4 separate regions of the Homo sapiens genome follow, and regions 1, 3 and 4 are each linked to region 2. The links are chromatin contacts, found by Hi-C or POLR2A ChIA-PET in ENCODE. All regions are on one chromosome and are shown on one strand. Each heading gives the region's core, a stretch centred on a gene start or an enhancer-like site at or near the end of the contact. The rest is flanking DNA. Distances are from core to core; before and after follow the strand shown. Region 1 has its middle 120 kb from the start of RAD51B-AS1. Region 2 overlaps RAD51B (RAD51 paralog B). Region 3 overlaps LOC124903334 (a long non-coding RNA gene). Region 4 overlaps RAD51B (RAD51 paralog B).

The links. A loop is a pair of places that touch in the nucleus more often than their neighbours do. ChIA-PET counts read pairs that join two places held with the same protein, here RNA polymerase II (POLR2A). Pooled maps may share reads with other maps.
Region 1: a map of CD14-positive monocyte shows a loop between it and region 2 (1.8-fold over the local background). The contact joins two enhancer-like sites. A Hi-C loop is called at or near these places in 3 of 168 maps with a recorded cell type or tissue (CD14-positive monocyte, IMR-90 and astrocyte of the spinal cord). POLR2A ChIA-PET finds 5 or more read pairs at or near these places in 1 of 52 experiments (activated CD4-positive, alpha-beta T cell).
Region 3: a map with no recorded cell type shows a loop between it and region 2 (2.4-fold over the local background). The contact joins two enhancer-like sites. A Hi-C loop is called at or near these places in 6 of 168 maps with a recorded cell type or tissue (CD4-positive, alpha-beta T cell, heart left ventricle and heart right ventricle), 6 of 37 single-sample maps with no recorded cell type and 5 of 50 pooled maps. POLR2A ChIA-PET finds 5 or more read pairs at or near these places in 4 of 52 experiments (MCF 10A, PC-3, PC-9 and 1 more).
Region 4: a pooled map shows a loop between it and region 2 (2.6-fold over the local background). The contact joins two enhancer-like sites. A Hi-C loop is called at or near these places in 3 of 168 maps with a recorded cell type or tissue (heart right ventricle, naive thymus-derived CD4-positive, alpha-beta T cell and natural killer cell), 1 of 37 single-sample maps with no recorded cell type and 4 of 50 pooled maps. POLR2A ChIA-PET finds 5 or more read pairs at or near these places in 3 of 52 experiments (CD8-positive, alpha-beta memory T cell, MCF 10A and activated B cell).

What each region holds. Positions count from the first base shown.
Region 1 is chr14:68,566,422-68,571,477 of GRCh38, reverse strand. It overlaps a transcript of RAD51B not described here. Among named protein-coding and RNA genes, the nearest start is that of RAD51B-AS1, 120 kb to the left of the region's middle. RefSeq lists an enhancer at 1,687-2,199. Within about 2 kb of position 1,322, at least 12 of the 41 ENCODE cell types and tissues checked have a DNase peak (open chromatin) inside an H3K27ac peak, as active enhancers do.
Region 2 is chr14:68,265,829-68,271,065 of GRCh38, reverse strand. The region is part of intron 7 of RAD51B (RAD51 paralog B); the gene reads right to left. Among named protein-coding and RNA genes, the nearest start is that of RAD51B-AS1, 420 kb to the left of the region's middle. RefSeq lists enhancers at 2,016-2,195, 2,346-2,495, 2,846-2,965. Within about 2 kb of position 2,690, at least 9 of the 41 ENCODE cell types and tissues checked have a DNase peak (open chromatin) inside an H3K27ac peak, as active enhancers do.
Region 3 is chr14:68,525,094-68,530,285 of GRCh38, reverse strand. LOC124903334 (a long non-coding RNA gene) reads left to right here. Exons shown (of 3, transcript XR_007064223.1): 1 at 1-1,539; 2 at 1,614-5,192. It also overlaps a transcript of RAD51B not described here. Among named protein-coding and RNA genes, the nearest start is that of RAD51B-AS1, 160 kb to the left of the region's middle. RefSeq lists enhancers at 2,818-3,338, 3,339-3,860. Within about 2 kb of position 3,370, at least 21 of the 41 ENCODE cell types and tissues checked have a DNase peak (open chromatin) inside an H3K27ac peak, as active enhancers do.
Region 4 is chr14:67,941,719-67,946,606 of GRCh38, reverse strand. The region is part of intron 7 of RAD51B (RAD51 paralog B); the gene reads right to left. Among named protein-coding and RNA genes, the nearest start is that of RAD51B, 120 kb to the right of the region's middle. Within about 2 kb of position 2,531, at least 5 of the 41 ENCODE cell types and tissues checked have a DNase peak (open chromatin) inside an H3K27ac peak, as active enhancers do.

The DNA of each region.
Region 1 (5,056 bases), core at 73-2,572, 300 kb before region 2:
AGAAAGGGGGCCATGAGTCAAGGAATGTGGGCGGCCTCTAGAAGCTGGAAAAAACAAGACAACACTTTCTTTTCTGCAGCCTCCAGAAGGGAACACTGCCCTGACGACACTGATTTTAGCTCAGTGAGATCCATTTTGGACTTCTGACCTCCAGGATTATACAGGTAATTGATTTGTACTGTTGAAGCTACTAAGTTTGTATGGCAGCAATGGGAAATGGGCACATTAACCAACCAAATTGAATCTGGTTTGAACTGACATGGTTGTACCCAGCACTGCAGCATGCAAGGCCTTCAGCCTGGTTGTTTCACCTTAGCTCACGGGGTCACCTGCCCTGTGTTCCAGCCAATCAGAAAACTTGCCATTGCTTGACAGTCTCTGCCTCCCCCCTCTGCCAATTCTATCATTCTGGGAGGGTTGTTAGATCTTACATGTCAGGCTTACAAAGCCCCTTCACTGGCTGATGTGAAGTTTAAAGGAAATGCTGTATGTGTGAGCGGTTTGCAAACTGGAAAGCTCATGAAGACACGAGCTAATATGTGATTTGATGTGTGTGTGTGTGCATGTGTGTGTGTGTGCATGTGTGTGTGTGTGTGTGTGTGTGGCGCTCCAGCCTTTGAGCCCAAGACCCCTGGATGTCCTCAGAGCCTTTCCCTTTAGGTTATTGATCACAGTGTCTTAAATTATAGTTTCATATACGCACATATTATTCTCTTACTAGATTTGCAGCTTCTTTGAGGGAAGGGCCTGGACAGTATTTACCCTGTTAACCCCCATAGGGGGAAGCTTGGCTGGAGGTAAAAATGGGGATGGGGGCTGGACACAGAGGGTCAGAAGGTTACAGCAGGCTGCCAAGGGCACTGGACCCCCCTCCTGGCTCAGCTGCAGACCCCAGATTTAGACTCCCTGATGATAGGACCTGGCCATGCCTTTGTCCCTTTAAATAGCATAGAGTGTTTAGTAAACAGTTGATGGGAATCTGTTTCTCACAGTACCCTCCCCTGGTATTTTTAAGGTCCTACAGTGACCTTCAGATGCCTCCAATCTTGGCTCCCACTGGTCTATCCTATGCAAAGTGACAAGGCTGGTTTCTCATAGCCTTGTTTGATCTCAGGCCTTCTAACCTTGCAGTCAAATGACCCCGGGGAGAGAGTCATAATTCTGGGCCCTCTCCTAATCGCAGGCTCCCCTGACCCAGGTCCTGCCAGTGCTTGATTCCAGGCAGGACAGCCCTCTGGGTAGTCCCTGTTCCCACAGGTGGGGCAAACAGATGCAAGACAAGGAGCTCAGGGCAGAGGGACCTGGGTATGGGGACCCAGGAGCCACTGGGGAGGCTCACTCTCCTCTCTCGCTGGCACAGCCTGTTCTGTTACTCTGGGCCACATTAGGTAAACAGGGGAAAGAAAACAATGTCCGTCAGCTACAAAATGAGCCTGTCAGGAAAGGAATGTTATTGCCAAGTGTTCTCAGAGGGCAAGACAAACAAAGAAGGTGAAACCTGTCTTTAACATCAGGCCTGGTTCACAACCATGCCCTCCAGTAGCCCTTCTATGAGCAAAGGCTTGTGCCCCGCAAAAAGGGACCCTTCCCACCTGCCTCTCCTCACTTTTCCAGGGTTAGCTTGGCCTGTTCCCTCAGCCCCTGGGTTGGGGGGCTCCCTACTGAACAGCCAGTGGGAAGGCAGAGGCTGCTGGGATGCAGGCTGCTTCAGGCCCGGTTCCATGGCAAACCCGAGAGCCCGTGGTGCTGTCGGCTCCTAGCCTGGCCCTTTTAGAGGGGCATTCCCATCTCCAAGGAGGCAATCACATCAATAAGGGACGTTCGGCATCTTGCCCTCTCTGCGGGCAGAGGTGTCCCATAGCAACTGGGGCTGTGATCTGCATATGACAGCACATTGCAGCTATTCAGGACTTTTCTTTCCCCTGCTTTCTTTGAAACAAGCTTGCCCTATATCCAAGTTCCCTGTGAGCCCCATACAATGAAAACAGCAGTTGACAGGTTCCCTGTAACTTGTGAAATTTGAGTGCATCCAAGGGGAGAAAGAGCGCTCATTACTGAAACACAAAACGAGCCTCTTTCAAGGCGTGGTGAGTTGGCCCCTCAGTTTGCTGCTGCTGACCCTGTTGCCCTTCTGAGCACAATAAGCAGAGGGAGAAGAGGGAGAGAGAGGCCTTTACTCCTTAAGTTGCCAATTGATCACCCTCCTAACCCCTATGGGGGCTGCTTCTCCTAAACAATTTGGGTGACAGAGGTCAGGGCTCTGGCCCATTCCTCCGGGGAGATCTTAGCTCTCCCTGCAGGGACTTTCCCGGGTGAAACAAAGACAAGCTCCAGAAGCCTTAAACAAAATCCTGCTGATGATGCCGAAGGGAAATACAGAAAGGGGAAATGAGAGGTGCCAAGAACCACAACATTGGGCCTCAGCTGTTTTATCCAACCAGACCCCAAAGCCCTTCAACACACTCTGAGATTGGACCATGCATTGTGGAAGCCCAGCCACATCTAAATTCCAATATGGTGGCCAATGACCACTTAGCAACTGGGTTGGGGAGAGGAAGCCATGCAGGGGGAAGAAACAACTCTATTTTTGCCCACACTGGGTTTTATCAATTAACCAGACTTCTTGCATCCAAAATATCAAAAAAGATGAGAAAGAAGGCAAAGAGAGGGCAGAGGAAGAAGAAAGGGAGGACGAGGAAGAAGAAGAACTTATGAGGTAGGCCAAAAACAGTGCAAGCTTTGAAGGAAAGCTTGTTGAAAATGGCTGCCCGTTCCTGAGGTTGCCCAGTGAGGGTTCTAGAGGGATCCAATTCCACTGCTTGAATGGTACACCCTATTGTGCACAGAGCAACACAGGGTAGTGTATATGAAAAAAATACAAGGAAGTTCTGTGTCTTAACTCCACCCAGCCCTTGGAAGAGCAAGGGATGGCCAGGAAAGATAGGGCTCTATTCTTTCTTTTTGATTCCAGAAGCAGTAAGTGCAGGTGATACACACAATCCTATCATGCCAATGGTCTGGTACAGGTTTGCTTGGGGACCACAGGCAATTTAACCACTGGGCTTCTGGTTTTATCATCAGAAAATAAGCTGTACCACTTGCAGCTCTCTGAAATGTACCATGTATTTTCACTTTGCCAATGATGTCCCTTTTTGCTGGAATATTCTCCACCCACTCACCTACCTGGCAAATTCCTATGAATCCTTCAGGCTACACATCAAGTGCCATCTCCTTTACCCATGTTTCTATCTTAGCACTTTTCACATTGTATTATGGTGATCTGTTTGCTTACCTTTCTGTGTCGCAAGACTATAGTTTCTCAGAGGGTAGGAACAGCCATTTTATTCATTTTTTGTATCATTGGTGGTTAGTACATAGTAGCTGTTCAATAATCACCTGAAGATTTGAACTGAACCATGATCACAATAATTGTTTCTTTTTCAGGTCCTGGAATGAGTTTTATTCAATCACCAAGGACTTATGGACAGGGCTATAACTTGTGTAACTCCAGGGGCCCCATTCATATCATGTGAACGGGACCCCTGGAACTATGCAATATGTCAGCCCTGCATATGGAACTCCTGCCACAGGCCAGGCACTATGGTAGAATCCAAGTACCAGGAGCTTAAAATCTACTTACAGAGATGGGGCTAATATGAAAGGAGGAGACAATAATGGCACAGCCAAGGGTGTTCTTCTTGTGGGTACAGCAAGGATCCTGGGAAGAGGGAGATCTATGCAGATTACAGTCACTGGGAAAGACTTCGTGAGGAAGGTAGAACTTGCATTGTCCGTGATGACTGGGGTAGAAAACAGATGATAAAAAGTAGGTATACACAGAGCACAGAGGATTTTTAGGGCAGTGAAAAACTACTCTGTATGATACTGTAGTGGTGGATACATGGTGTTACCATATAAACATGTGGTAACAAACCCATAGAATATACAATACCAAGTGTGAACCCTAATGTAAACCATGGACTTTGGATGACAATGATGTCAGTGTAGGTTCATCAGTTGTAACAAATGTACCACTCTGGTGTGGGATGTTGAGAGAGGAAAAGGCTGTACATGTTGGGGGACAGGGGTATATGAGAACTCTCTGTGCTTTCTGCTGTATTTTGCTATGAACCTAAAACCACTCTAAAAAATAAAGTTGAATTTTTTTTTTTCTTTCTGAGACAGAGTCTTACTCTGTCACCCAGGCTGGAGTGCAGTGGCCGCGATCTTGGCTCACTGCAACCTCTGCTGTCCAAGTTCAAGCGATTCTCCTGCCTCAGCCTCCCGAGTAGCTAGGATTACAGGCGCCTGCCACTGCGCCCAGCTAATTTTTTGTATTTTTAGTAGAGACAGGGTTTCATCATCTCAGCCAGGCTGGTCTGGAACTCCTGACCTCGTGATCCACCCGCCTCGGCCTTCCAAAGTGCTGGGATTATAGGCGTGAGCCACCGTGCCGGCCAGTAAAGTTGAATTTTTAAAAAAGAAGGTATGAGCCTATTTGGGATATTAACAAAACAAGCATATTGAAAAAGAAGTAAGCAAAATACACAGGGAAAGCAATAAACCCATGGCCTGGCCATTGCTGGTAGAAGAGAGAATGCATTGAAGAGTAATAAGAAAGAAGGTTTGATAGGCAAGTTGGGGCCAGATAATGAAGAATCTTGAAAGCCAAGCAGAGAAATTGGGATTTGGTGTTGGAGAACACAAGGAAGTCTTGTAGCTTCTAGGGCTGAGAAGTGACATCATGAAAGTGGGATTTGATGAGACTTCAGAGAGAAAAGCAATCCAAGCATGCCCCCAGTCACTGAGGCACCGGGGGGGTTTCTCCCAGCTTGGTAGGTGTATGCTGTGAGCCCTGGACTGTCCATGAACAGAGCTGTAGAAGACAGTGGTCAATCTGGCAGTGGTAATGAGATCCTATAGTGCTTCCTGAGTATGAGCTTCCTCAGTTGGATCAAGGTCACCATTTGAATGAAGCTGGCATAACAGGGCATACAAGACAAGCAGTGCTCAAGTTTGAGGGGTTTGCCTGGATTTGCTGCTGACTTGCTGTTTG
Region 2 (5,237 bases), core at 1,441-3,940:
ATTTTAAACAAAATGGGCGACAGAGGCTTCATGGGAAAAAGAAATATGAACATAGAGTTAATGAAGCAGAGGACAGTACACATATGAATATTCAGTCAATTCTATAACTCTTCAACAGAAATCTGTAAAGAGAAATCCTTTAACATCTTATCTCATGTACAAATATCAAGGAAGCAGAAAAGTTAAAAAGCCAAGGGCCTGGGCTTTATCCCCTAACTTGCAAAAATGCATACTGCAAGGAGATAAAAAAAAATACACACATAGCTCATCTGCCATAAAAGATGGAAATGGTAAGGTTGGTAGCTGTATCTAGGCAAAGAAAAAAAAGAGACAGAGAGAGAGCTAAATATTTTACCTATCAAGAATTAGCTCCCAAAGTCAGTGGCGTTTCCCAGGCAATCTGGGTGATGTCTTCATCAAGCTCTCAGTCTACAGATGTTAACATTATAAAACTATTCCCATAAAATTACACTGCATAACAGCCGAAGACTGGCTGAACCCCTGTGACCCAAATGTGCTATCTCCAGAAAAACCAACAAGGCAAGCTATATTACACTTTCCATGAGTACACAAAGCCTAGACTATTCTGAGTAAAAGTTCATTACTTGGAGAGTTCAGCCTAAGACTGTGGGAAATTACAGAAATAATCTCTTCATCCAAATAAAAAAAGAACTCCTCTATTAGGAAAGATCCTGAAAATGTATCCCTCTATTCCAGACTCTCTAATAAGGAAAAATTAAGGCTAGACACTGAATTTTGGTGCTTTGCCTCCTCTATGAATGGCCTTCAGTGAACCATCTGCTCCTTACAGGTCACAAACAAATTTTATTGGCCATATCTGAGGATATAGCAACATATATTCTACAGGGCTTCTCCTGTTTTGGGCTGGATCGCAGGGCATGTAACAAACTAAAGGAATTGAAGAAGCAGAACTGCCTAGTGAGACTAATGGAAGTTAAGGTTGCAAAGTTATCGCAAAGTTATTCTTAGGGTTAGTATTAGTAAAGTATTACATGACTACCTGAAATGTATTTCTATTTTTGATTTCCTTGTTGACCCTTTGGAAAAAGAGGGTGGTTCTATAGTAGCTGTTTCCAATTGGCAGTTGTGCATGACCAGAAGCTTCAGATCAAGTGAGTCAACCAGGACCTCAATCCAAGGCCTGTGTTCCACTACTGGACAACAGCCCTTTTCATGGTACAGATTCCGCAAAAGAGAGACAAAGGAAGAGAGGGAAGCAAAAGCCAGGAGAGAGGTAAATAACTTCCAATTCAATCCCTCATTGAGTCCACATGTGTTTACTGAGCAACCGCTGGGGAACAGGCGTTGTTCCAGCTTCTGGGTAACAACAGAGAACCAGACTAAGACAACCTCTTTCTGCCCTTGTAGAGTGAGACCCCCTAGTCAGGGTCCAACAGTAAACAAGAAAACCAGGAAATGAGCAGGCAATTTCAGATATGATGAGTGATGTGAGGAAATAAAATATCGGGTGTAGATACTGATAGGACAGTCAGGGGAGTCCTGTCTGAGACAGGACATTCAGGCTGAGATCTGAGTGACGATCCTGCGGTAGCACAGGGTTCAGGGCAGGGTCCCAGGCAGGGGAGATGTGTAGAAAGGTCCTAAAGAGAAAGATGCTTACGATGCCCTGGGAACCCAGAGTAGATCAGCATGGCTGGAATTACTGCAAGAGGTGGTCAGAGCAGTGGGCAGGGCTGAGTCAGGCAGTGCCTTGGAGGCTGGCACCCAGCCTTGGGTTTGGTTGCAAGAGTGTGGGAGACCACTGGTGGCTCTGAAGCAGGAGACTGACATGATCTGGTTTATGTTTTAAAATGTGCTGATTGTGAGGAGTCAAACACCAACATTTAATCCTCCCATGAAGGCACAGCTTTTGTGTTCTTTGTAACACGCTTAAAATATTCATGAGTGCTCAATTCCTCTTGGCTGGGGGGAAAAAAGAAATTATATACCAAAGCTCTTCTTCTTCAGGCCACTGAGTGTTGGGAGAAGCAGAGAGACAGAAACACTGGGCCCCAAAGACATGCTGGCAGGGGGGCCCATCTTCTCAGGGTGGCCAAGGGTGGCGCCTGAGGGGAGAAGGTGTCTGATCACACTGTGGCTGCTATAGTTGAATCTGAACAGTAGCAGTGGCACCAAAGCAGAATATTTCTGGTTGGAAACACTTTCAAATGGAATTCCAGTTCATCTAAGGCAGGATGTGGTCTCATTCTATCAGTCAGTAAGTACTTATTACATCTCTACTAAATGCAGTCTAGGAACAAACAAAGATGAAAAAGTGAATGCTGTGTAAATTAAAGATGCTCTGTGCCTTTGAGGATTTGAAAGTCTCATGGAGAAGATAAGACAAAAGAGGGAAAATATCCACAGTGGTATACACAGCTATCTTCACATATATGTAGATATTTAGAGATAGAGCTAAAACCCAGATCTTTTGATTCCTAGTTCATCACTATCTCAGGTGAACAAATCCACAAAGCCCATAGTTTATGATTCTAATTGTGATGAGATGTGAACAGACATTTTGCCAGGAATCCGTAACTCCCACTATTACCCCCTATAAGACAAAGGTCATCCACAAACAGCCACTTGGCAGAATCCACTTCAGCAAACTCAATCTCTTCCAACCCACCACCAGTTTCACTTCCCTGTGGGGAAGATACAAAATGTACATGGGAGGAAGTGAGAGTGACGTGCTGGTGATCAGTTGTCTTTTCTGAAAAAGTGCAATCTACACAATGATATGTATGTATACACAGAGGCAAATGGCTGCATGATGTGTATGTATGTGTGTATGTGCACACATACATGCATTTTAATAGCTCATTCAAGAAAAATAAGCAGGACCTGGATATGTTAGGTGTCTGAAGTGATAGTTCCCAGAATGGTAGGACAAAATTGACCTGGCTTCTCTAGCCAGCAGGAAATGCAATTCTCTTCCTGCTGCTCAAGGAGAAATGTTAGAACTCCATCAGAGGCTTTATGTTAGTCTCTCCTAGCCACTCTATTCCTAATAAAAATGGCATTTAGGTCACTTACTTAAAACAACAGTGATTTATAACTGCAGCTGAGAACTGCATGGAAGTCTGCAGCACATTATTTGACATCTGAAAAGTTTGGTTTTATCTGTGTAAAATGAGAACCATAAAACTGACAATCCCAGAATCAGGACAGGGAAGCTTCAGCATGAAATAAATTGTTTAATTATGACAGAGCATGGTGAAAACAGCAGCCACTAACATTTTTATATGATATTCATACACAAAGTGATACGATTAATCTGATGTTAACTCAGATATATCAGCCCAATAGATTATAATCCTCTATTGTGAGCTAGAGAGACATAAAATGAAGTTATGGGCCCATAAGCAAAATATTTTTAAAATAAATTCCCTTATGGGTTTGAGGACCCTCCTTCAAGGGTCTCTATACATACTATGGGAGTTCTGGCATAATCCCTCTACAAAGTGGCCCATATCTAGAAGTACTGGTCTTTTTATTAATATTAGTGTTTGCCAAATAACCAATCAAACCTTACACACAAATTCTTTCATTTGAAAGAATTCTAGAAGACTAATTCTTTCATTTGACTCTCCCAGTGGTAAACATGTTCTCTTTGACATCATCTCTTTGATGTTAAATGAAATGACATTAAAGTAAGTTTCTAGATTTGCATAAAGGAATTTTTTTCATATAATACCATATGTATTTGTCTTACCCCAGTTGTGCAAATTGAGGTATGTTTTTAATATCTGCGGTTGTCACGGTTTTCCTATTATTAGGGCTACTCTGGGGATTTGAATCAGCTGGATTGTTCACCTTCAGAGCTCAAAACCAAAAGAGCAAGAATTTCCAAAGAGCAAAAAAGTATCGTCTTTGCGGAAAGCACAATACTCTTCCCCTTTTCGAGTTGCTTTTTACCTATCTGAAGAACACCAGGCCATCAGAGGCAATGCACTGGGTTAGACTTACAAGTCAACTTTTCAGGAGAAACAGCACCTAGAGAGAGCTCGAGGTTTGGTCTCCGACTTTAGAGCTGATTCAGAATTCTGATTCTGTTTTCCTAGAAGATGAGCCCCACATCTCTGTAACTTTTTGCGTAATGTATAGAACTACATAAATAATTGGTGTGCTGATATTTGTGATAAAACAATAATGTTTATATATTTTTACAGCACTTTACAAAGTGTTTTCATATTTATTACACATTTGAGGCACAGCCTTGTAAGGTTGGTACTACTATCATCCCTATTTTATAGAGATATCAGAGTCACCAGGAATACATGTAATTTGTCAAAAGACACTCAGCTCTTAAGTAGTAGAGTCAGAATTTGATCTCATAGTCTGTCCTCTATTGATTTGTACCTCATTCCCTCTGATAACTTTGCTTAGATCAAAAAGCCATCGCCCTTCCAGGGAAATGTTGGGGCTTAGAACAGGATACCCCCAAATATGGCACCCTGGCATACCAAGCATTTTAAGCTAAAGGACATTGGAAAACCACAGAAACAGGAAGGTCACTCTCTGACCTTCTCTTGCCTTTCCCTCTGAAGCAGGCCATAAAATAATTTTCTGACCTATCTTCCCTAAAAGTAGGCCTTAAGATCTTCATTCCAGAGGGGTCCTACCCTATACTTGGAAGCCATTCGAACAAACAGGGCTTGCAAAGTTCTCCCTAGTTGATTACCATTAGATGATACTCTGTGGTGCTCCAATCATACTTCTGTATGACTATCCATATAAATACACAGTTTTCCCTGGGTCTTTGGGTCATTTCTAAGGGCTTCAGTGTCACATAAAACTCTGTTAAATAAATTTGTTATGCTTTTTGCTTGTTACTCTGCCTTTGCTATAGGGTTCAGTAATGAACCTTGCAATAGGTGAGAAAAAGACATTACTTCTTCTAACCCTACAGCTCCTGGTGCCCAAACAGGAACCTAAAGCCTACCCCCAACAGTGCAAACACCAATCACTTGCCAGGCAAGGACTGCTCAGGGGTAGGGATACAAATAAAGAACAAATTTGATGGGAACATCCATCTATAAACCCAGTGCATGCACTTAATCCAATTTAGTAGTGCTACACCTTATTAAATGTCCATTTCCAATGCTGCTACATTTATAATTCATGTTATAAATGAGCACAATTATATTTATATCTCTCTCAAAATGCCAACCATCTACTAGAGTGAATTGTTTTCTTCCTCTGTGCTACTTGAT
Region 3 (5,192 bases), core at 2,121-4,620, 260 kb before region 2:
TTTTTGTAGAGATGGGGTCTCGCCACATTGCCCAGGCTAGTCTTGAACTCCTGGGCTCAAGAGATCCTCCTGCCTCTGCCTCCCAAAGTGCTGAGGTTACAAGTGTGAGCCACTGTGCCCAGCCACAACTTTTAATACTATCATTTTTATCCTTGAGGTAGATAGGTTTACTATCTCATATGTATGTATAAAAATTGGAGCTTCTCAGTATATCTTCATGCCCTTAACTCTGACTTGCACTACGTTTTGGTGGCTTCTTAAATACTATCTTCCTATTCACTAATTTTATCTTCATCTATTTCATGTCTAGAATTTATCCTATCTGTGTATTTTATCTTTTTAATTCATTCTTTTTCATATTTGCCAATTCTTATTTCTGCCTGCTTTATTTCACAATATCCTTTTTAAAGTAGATGTTATTTCTCTTTGAGTATTTAGGCAAATTTAGTTTAAAGTTTTAGTCAGATTGTTCCATTATTTTAATTTCTTTTGGACAAGATTAGATAACAAATGTTGATTTTGTTGACTGGTTTTCTTAGTGTTGAATATTTTTGCTTGGATACTAATTTAGAGAGTAAGGTCTTCTTTCTTCTTTCTCCTCATTTTCTTCTATCCTAGAGATTTTGTAGAGGTCTCTGGTTCAGAATCAAGTGATGATTTAAGATCTTTCCCAGCTATGGTGTTAGTGATCTCTCCCTTAGTAGTGAAAGCATCCTAGCTTCTGGTTGCTGGGCTGTGATTATTTCTCCTGCCTCCATAGACCTACAGTTTCCTATAAGAAATAGTCTCAGATATATCATCAGCAGCTGTTTTTCAACGTTCTTTCCTAGTAAGCTCCACCTTACAGATGACCTGAGGTCAAGAGTTCAAGACCAGCCTGGCCAACATGGCGAAACCCTGTCTGTACCAAAAAATACAAAAATTAGCCTGGCGTGGTGGCACGCGCCTGTAGTCCCAGCTGCTGGGGAGGCTGATGTGGGAGAATTGCCTGAACCTAGGAGGAGGAAGTTGCAGTGAGCCAAGATTGTGCCACTGCACTCCAGCCTGGGTGACAGAGTGAGATCCTGTCTCAAAAACAAAGAAAAAAAGAAAGCCCCACTTCAGTGTTTCATTTTTAGAAGTGAGTCTAACCCCAGTAATCCACTGCACTTGAAGCAATTTTAGTCCCTCTCATTCCACAGGAGCCTCTAGCTGTGCTTCTGGATTTAGAACTCAGTCAACCTGTGGCTTCAGCCTGGTTCACCATTTCAACATAACCCACCTAGAGAAAGAAAACCTGTATTTGATGAAACAGAATAGGGTTGTGAATTCCTTGGAGTTGGACGGACCAGGGTTTCTTCTGCAGACTTATCACTTACTAACTGAGAGACTGGGAGCAAGTTATCTAACTTGTTTGATTCTTAGTTTTCTTATTCTTCAGCTAGAAATGATAATACCTACCTCACAAAATTAATGAAATAACATTTAAAACTGTGCCTGACACCCAACAGATGCTCACAGGACATACTAGAATAAGTATTAAGTAACCCATTTTAAAAGGTAAATAATTCTGCAGTCCGCAGTCCGGCCTGGGCGACAGAGCGAGACTCCGTCTCAAAAAAAAAAAAAAAAAGGTAAATAATTAGTTCTGAACAAATCTATATTTGCCAGGATTTTTTTTCCCACTAAATATGGACCTTGACTCAGAGCTTTCTCTTTCTTGCTCTTCATGCCACCCTCCTGACATTTACTGGTCAAGATGTTTAGTAATATGAATTTTAACAGGCTGATCATGGGTTTTTACAAGAGATCAGATAAAACTTAATTTATTTATACTTTATGATTTATGTCCAACTTTTAAAGTGTACTTGAGGTAGTTTACAATGAAAGTCACATATGCAATAAGTTGGTTGAATAATAAAGGGAAAATTAAACCATAGAGGAAGAAGGGAAAATAATTATGCCCAAAATCTGAGTTAATTATTACTGTAATTGAGTATTAAATTTGTTTAAGGCTTCCTGGCAGCAAAAGGCAAAGAAAGAGGAAATATGATGAATGACATCATTCTCAATGGCTGAAGTTTTTCTATGAAACAGTGTAGCAAGGTTATGATGGGCTAGAAACCATGCAGGGATTATGCTCCATTCAGGATGTATGGTACGGAAGACTGGAGGGAATTCTTTACTGGTTGGTGCCAGCCTTTTCTCATGGCTTTAGCAACAGGTTGGACGACTGTGGTTTTAGATGGCTTAGTGCAATCTGACTGGAGCCCACAAACTGAGATGGAAGACTTTTAAAAAAAATAATGTTTTAAAGTTTTTCAGTATAAAAAAATACACATTTACTAAAGAAAATTTGGAAAATTTGAAAGAGTATAAAGAAGAAAACACAAATATCCTTACAATTCCACTGCTCAGAAATAATCATTGTTAATATTTAGTAAACTTCCTTCCAGGCTTCTTTCTATGCATACTTTATGAGCTGACTTGTTGCAGTTCTTTCTGGCTCAATGATTCTACAAATTAGGTGGCCTTTGGCCCAAGTGGTTGTTGTGTTTAATAATAAAAATAGCTACTGCTCATATATTGTACATCTGATGTGCTCCAGACATTCTATTGGTGCATTATGTAGTCCCAGTCCTTCCAAGACCAACAGGCACAAGGAAGTTTTCCTATTTGCAGAGAGGTTATGTAATTTGTCTAAATCACATGGAGTGAAAGGAGCAGCAAAACACAAATCTGGGTGTGTCTGCACAGCATATTCTCTTTCTCCTACAATGTGCTACTTCTCTGAGACCCAGGGGTGCCCCTGATCCCTGCCACTTTGTTGTGACTCCTGGAAGTGGGAGTGCCAGAGTCTGACATCAGCTCAGTTGGTTCATGGGCCTCAAATGGCCAGCCCAGAAAACAGAAGGAGCTCGCTCCTCCCCTACTCTCTCTTTCCTTTTGTCCCCTTCCCCCACATCCCAGAGGTCAAGAAGCTAAACTGTCTAGGCTCCCAGGTTAGTTCAGGCAGCTGTTCAGATGGCTTTTACTTTGAAAAATACTGTAATTCAAACCTCTTTCATGGGGATAAGGTTAAGAAAAAGTCAAGAAACTCAGTTCCATTGTTTTCAGTCCCAACAATACCAAAGAGCATGTAGGCTTTTTCATTTTGTTTCGTTTTTTGTTTTGTTTTGGTCATCGTTATTATTGGGCTTTATAATTGAAACTTTGTGCGGATGTAACTTTCTTCTTTCCTGAGCTCCCCGTTCTGCCCAGAAACTTCTCTCTTGGGCAAGTCACAGACCAAAGAGTCTTGCAGCAGTCCCAAGCAGCCGCTAAGAGTCACAGATTCAGGCCGCACTGTTGTCAGGGCAGGCTGGCCACCACACCCAGAAGGGGAAGCCTGTTGTGAGTGGCCTCTGTCCAAAGCAAGCAGTGTCCCGTGTGCCAGGGGCCACTCCTGGCTGAAAATGAACTAGTTTTCTCCTCTCTCCTTTACCACTTTCGGGGACCTAAGAACTGAATCCAGAAGAACCAAGCGGCCTGAATGTCAGAGGCTCTTGGTGGGCCATGCAGTGGGCTGAGATCCTCTGAGCAGAGGTCTTCCATGCAGAGTGGTCTGCAGCAGTCTAGATGAATCAGGCTGGGTTGCCAGTGGGCGTGAGTCAGCAATAAGATGCCCTCTCCCCACTATACTTGCATAACTCTAAACACAGGCTTTGTCTTCCCTAACAATCACTCATCTGGCTGTGACACACTGGAGCCTGCTTCCTGGAGGACATGTTCATGGGAAAAATATTTTAAAAGAGGGTGTCCACACCTGAGCTTCAGCACTGTGTGCAACGGTAATTCATCTCAATTGCTGGACGTATAATACGGTCACATGTCGCTTAACGACACGTTCTGAGAAATATATCATTAGGTGGGTTTGTTGCTGTGGAAACATCGTCCAGTATACTTACACAACCTAGATGGTATAGTCTACTACACACCTAGGCTATATAGTCCTGTATGTGGTCAGTTGTTGACCAAAACATTGTTATGTGGCACATGACTATATGTGGCAAAGCACGAACAAGCTGGTTTTCCAAATGACTTGCCTCAAGATTTGGGACCCATTTAATAATAACAACGATAGAAACAACAGCAACAACAACAATGAACATTTTTATAGCACTGAACATGACCCAGACAGTTCACTAAGCACTTGACATATATTAACTCATGTATTTTCCCCATTTTACAGATAAGAAAACTGAGGCGCTATGATGGTAACCAACTTTCCCAATGTCACAGAGGTAGTAAGAACCTGAACCAGAGCCTCAGGAATTCCAATTTCTTAACCCAGCTCAGGAGTTTGACTTGGATGTTCATGTGATGGAATGGTGGAGGACAGAAGAAAATTGTAAATCACAAGTATTTCCCAGTTGATAACTTCTCAAACCCAAGAATGGCTCAGGTTGGCTCCCGGCACTTGGCATGTCATGGTTCTATCATGCTAATTCCATATGCCGGAGCTCATTGAAGTTGTGGCTGGCTATCTGGAAGGGGAGAAAAATCCCCCAGACCCTGTGCTGGCTGGAAGTGTTTGGCATTTGGGGCGAGTGTGGGTGTGAAAAGCAGCTTGTTGTAATGCTATAGGATGTCTGGACCACACTAAGGAGAGGCCCTGGCAACACTGCTAAGAAATGGAACATCACTCGTCAAGAAGAGACCCCATTGCAGGGAAACTCTGATGGCTGAAGTGCTCATATGCAGGTGGGGCTTAGCCAGGAGAACCATGAGAATTCCCAGATGGTCAGTGGGAAGGATGCTAAGGTGACCACCATGATTTTCACTTCCCAGCTCATGGGACAATGTCCTCCAGGTCCTATGACCTGAGGGTTGAAAACCCAGATAACTTTGAATTACTTTCTTATTGCTGTTGTAAAAGTTACCACTAATGGAATGGCTTAAAGCAAGGAAAATTTATCTTATAATTCTGGAGGCCAAAAGTCTGACATGGGTCTCACTGGGCTAAAATTAAGACATCTGGAAGGCGATGTTCCTTTCTAGAGGCTCTAGAGGAACATCCATTTGCTTGCCTTTTCCAGCTTCTAGAGGTGGCCCTCAGTCCTCGGCTTATGGCCCCTTCCATCTCCAAAGCTGATAATGGCCCATTGAGTCTTTCTTACATCGCTTTACTGACATTGAGTTTTCTGCCTCTCTCTTCCACATACTGGGACCCT
Region 4 (4,888 bases), core at 1,282-3,781, 320 kb after region 2:
ATCACGAGGTCAGGAGTTCAAGACCAGCCTGGCCAAGATGGTGAAACCATGTCTCTACTAAAAATACAAAAATCAGCTGGGCATGGTGGCGAGTGCCTGTAGCCCCAGCTACTTGAGAGGCTGAAGCAGAGAACTGCTTGAACTGGGGAGGCGGAGGTTGCAGTGAGCCGAGATTGCACCACTGCACTCCAGCCTAGGTAACAGTGAGACTCCATCTCAAAACAAAAAACAACAACAACAACAACAACAAAAAAGAGGAACTATTTTAACCAGGGATGAAATTTAAAATTTAGAAATTAATTTCTTTAGCTATTTATTCCACGAAGAGACATAACAACTTTTCCCCCTTTCCTATTACTTTCTATTTCATTTTTCAAAAATAATCATTTATCTGATTAAAAGTTGAATTAGAAAAAAGTATTTTCAAATTCCCCGAAAGGTATCCCTCATTTCAAAACAGAATATATCACTAAGAGCTGAGAGTTCCAAAACTCTATTTTGGGATTTTCAAATCCCAAATTCACTCCACATCTCAAGATTACAGTTCTTAAAAGGAACCCAAACAGCCCTTCCTCTAAGATGCCTATTTGAGAAGACAGTTATCTTTCCACAATCCTGAACTGGAGTGACTTTTGAACACCCCTTTTGATAAAGTCTAGTTACAACCACTTTTAACCTTTTAAGGGTTATGAAACTCACTGAGAAATTTGTGCAGACTATGGACTTTCTTCCCAGAATAATTCTAAGTACATACACATAAAATTTTATATAATTTTAGACATTCCATACACTTACTGAAACCCAATCATGGACCTCAATTTAAAACTCTTGGTCTGGGCTGGGCATGGTAGCTCATGCCTGTAATCCCAGCACTTTGGGAGGCTGAGGCGGGTGGATCAACTGAGGTCAGGAGTTCGAAACCAGCCTGGCCAACATGACGAAACCCCATCTCTACTAAAAATACAAAAATTAGCTGGGCGTGGTGGCGTGTGCCTGTAATCCCAGCTACTCGGGAGGCTGAGGCACGAGAATCGCTTGAACCCGGGAGGAGAGATTGCGCCACTGCACTCCAGTCTGGGCGACAAAGCAACACTTCGTCACAAAAAACAAACAAACAAAAAACAACTCTTGGTCTGTTTTCTCACCAATCACATACCCATAAATATCATGAGAACTTGGTATTGTGTGAAAATAATAAAGTGAAGCTTTCTGAAGAAAAATCAATTCAAAGATTTTTGACAATTAATGTCCCAAGATGAAAGGGGTACTTGGCAATTTGGGGTATCACTAAGCTGGCTGTACTCTAAAAGATCTCACCAAATGGCACTAGAGAAGCCAATTAGAAGTTAACATGGTCTTAGGCTGTACACAAACCACATTAATCTCTCAGACTTCCACTGCTAACTAACACCTTCTTGCTTTAGATATTTTAATACCATTTAATCAGTGGAAAATTTTGACATTATAGTATAGCCAGATTTTCCTTACTCTTCCTGATTCTTATCTAGAAGACAGTTTAGTTACTCATTGTAGCCAAAGGAGGTCTTGCCTTTCCCTTGGCTACAGGGAGTACAACTAAAACAAATATTTTAATACAGTAATATATTCAAGGTAGGTATGATTCTTACTTTCTTTTTGGTGAAAGGGCTCTCTGGCTTATCCAACAATCACAATGATTCAAATTCATCTTCATGACCCACTCTCAATCCAGCAGATTTCAAAAAATGTCTGTGGGGTATCTAATAACTGTAAGGTCCATAAGGGCAGGGTCCAGGTCAGCTTTGGACACTATAGTATTTCCAGTGGTTAGCTTGCCTGGCACACAGTAAGTGCTCAAAAAATACAACTTTAATATGCTGGCGAAACTCTTGCAGCAACTACTAGTTCAACCACTAGGTATGTGAGCTTGGCAAGTTACTAAGTATCTCTGATATAGTTTATTTACCTAGAAAAGTGAATAATAAAATTCATACAATTAGTACTAAGATTAAATAAGATCAAGTACATAAACACACTACGGTAGTATCAAAAACACTATGTTACTCTTTAATGTAAACCTGTATTTTTAAGGCCTATTAAAATATAGCTGAATTTTAAAATATGACATTATAGTCATATTGATATGGTTCAAATTAACTTTACAACCACGTTTTTATGAAACAACAAAGGGCCAAAAAAGCTAGGAGCAAAAATATTAAAATACAGAGACAAAGACAGCTAAAACAAACAAACAAAACCCTCATAAATAAGGCAATGTTTTGAAAGAAAATAACTTCCTTATATATTTGTGGCTTAAAACAACTAATACTTTCCAAGTGACAAAGCTGGCACAAACATAGCAACAGGGAGATTTAGTTTTCCTAAAATTATTCTCCAGCTCTGTCAAAAAAAAAAAAAAAAAAAAATCTTTACTTCTTAGAGGCACGTACTCTAAGATGAAATTGTCTTGGTGGTACAAAAGAGCCCATTAAAATGTGCTTTAGTTTTCTTCCCACTCCATGCCCCCACTCCCCCTGGCTGTACTGTTTTCTTTAAAAACTAAGTCCTACAGCGCCATCTACTGTGTCTGTTCAGATCACATCATTTTTGCTGGTTTTATCCCAGAGTGCTGAAGAAATGAGAAATGTAGCAAATTCAGAATCCGTCACTTTATACAATATACTTAGATGTAAATACCTACACTATCTATATCTATACCTATATCTATATCTATATCTCCACCCACATGCTAGTATCTGAGCAACAATTTTACCCGCTTTCTTTCCACTTTCTTCTTAAGTAGGCCCTAACTCATTATAACCCACGTGTCACAATAGGAACCAAAATGTTTACCTCTATACATTAGAGGGGAGAAGTACAGTCATAATAATAACAAACTTTTATTGAGGGCTTACCATATGTCAAATAGTGTTCTGAGTACTTAATCAATATGCCACCATGCAAATAAAAGCAAGCATCTTGAGGAAAAGAGCTATGATTCACTGTTCTTTTAAAATAAATGAATGTCAACTCCAGAGCCAACCGTTAAAAATAACTTAATTAAATAAATGGATGGATGGATGGAGGGATGGGTGGAATAATAGATAGATGGATGGATATAGATGGCCAGCCCACAGCTCCTGTGATAGTGCCTATCGTATTTTTTATCCCACAGGGTCTTTTTCTTTACAAAAATGTAGGCTTTAGTCAGAAAAATTCAACACATTAGGGAAATCTCCAGTTAATTCAAAACCTCCTTCTTCCTCCCTAAGTGTATATTTAGGGAGCATAAAGAAAACATTTTAAAAAGGTCACTTATAAACATGGTTTGTCTCCAATATAATAAAATGTGTATTAGTACAAGCCCTGTAACTTACATATCTAAATAAGTGATGTTTGTGAAATCTATCAACCAAGAACTTAATCTAACACTATTAGTACACAAACATTTTTGCAATTTCTCATTGGTAATGTCCTTTAGAATCACTTTTGAAAGCAATAAAAGAAAATAAGTTTTACTACTTTATATTTCATTTAATATATTTAATATATTTAAATCTATTACTTAGTTTGACCACCCATCTTATTTATCACACTTGGCTTTAAGTGACAGTTGACTGTTTCAAAATTCAAAACAGCCTGCAAAATAAAGACCTGCCACCACAGAAAACTGACAAAAGAACGTACCAAGAAAGGAGCATGCATAAAATGGGTATATAATCTTCTATGACCATTTCGAGAGAAACAACACCTATTTAGATATACTACTGCTGACATTTAAAAAGAAATTCAGACATCATATTTTTAAGTCACTGAACTTTATAATTGCAACTATTCCCATAATAGTTTTCATTTGCTATATGTATAAATGTTCTTTGTCTTAAGTCTTCCTTTCATGAAACTATAGACTCCGTAATCTTCCTTTTGGAAGATTTGGCAGGCTTTGTAACTTCAACGTATTGACGTTACTCCTGCTACTTCACGTAAACCTTCACTTTAAGTTCAGTGTGTCTGCCACCATATTTCTCAATTCTTCTACTATTCCAAATACTCTGAAGAAGCTTCCCAGAAATCCTTGTTTGGATCAGCAAAAACAATTTGGTGTCATCAGCAGATTTCACCATTTCCTTCTGGAGTCATTAAAACACTAAACAAGCATGATCTTGGTATCAATCCTTAGGGTTCCTATCATTAACCTCTCTCTAGCTGAAGTCAAGCTATTCTCTGCTACATTGTGATTTCCATAATAGGACTAGGATATGTTTATTTGTTAGAAGTTTAAACATTGATGGATTTTTTTAATGAAAGTTGCAAAATGCATTACGAAAGTAAAGAGGAAAAAATCTCAAAAGGAAAGTTCAGAGAAATCAGCAAAGAGAAGCAGCTCCTAGTTAGTTGTCTCATCCAAGCACACTGCCTCATATTTAACTGATTCTTAAACCTCTACAGGATTTTAACCTTTCCCCTCCAATTACTTATTTCTGTTATAATTATATGAGAGACTTTATTAAACACACTTGAAAATTCTCTATGAATTATAACCAGCAGGTCCAACTACTTTATTAGCTTTTCCTCTCTTTACTACATTTAAAGAGAGAAAAGCAAACAGTCCTTACCCAGAAAGTAAAAAAGCAAACAGTTTTCTACCCAAACTGGTCTGTACTCTGAACAAGAGAAATCACTCTTTCTTTTATTCAAGTGCAAATCTGTTTGAAGCTTTCATTCTGCTTTCCCAGCCTGCTCTCTGCAGCTGCATAAAAGATGAGACATGGGAATGAAAGAAAACTAGGCTGGGGCCAAAAAGCAATACTGTCCATATGCAAACTCACTCAAAGAGCAGGAGTTTCTGTACATCCTTTCCCACTTTTTCCACTTTAGCAGACCCCTAGCCAAAAGGAGGAGGTACTGT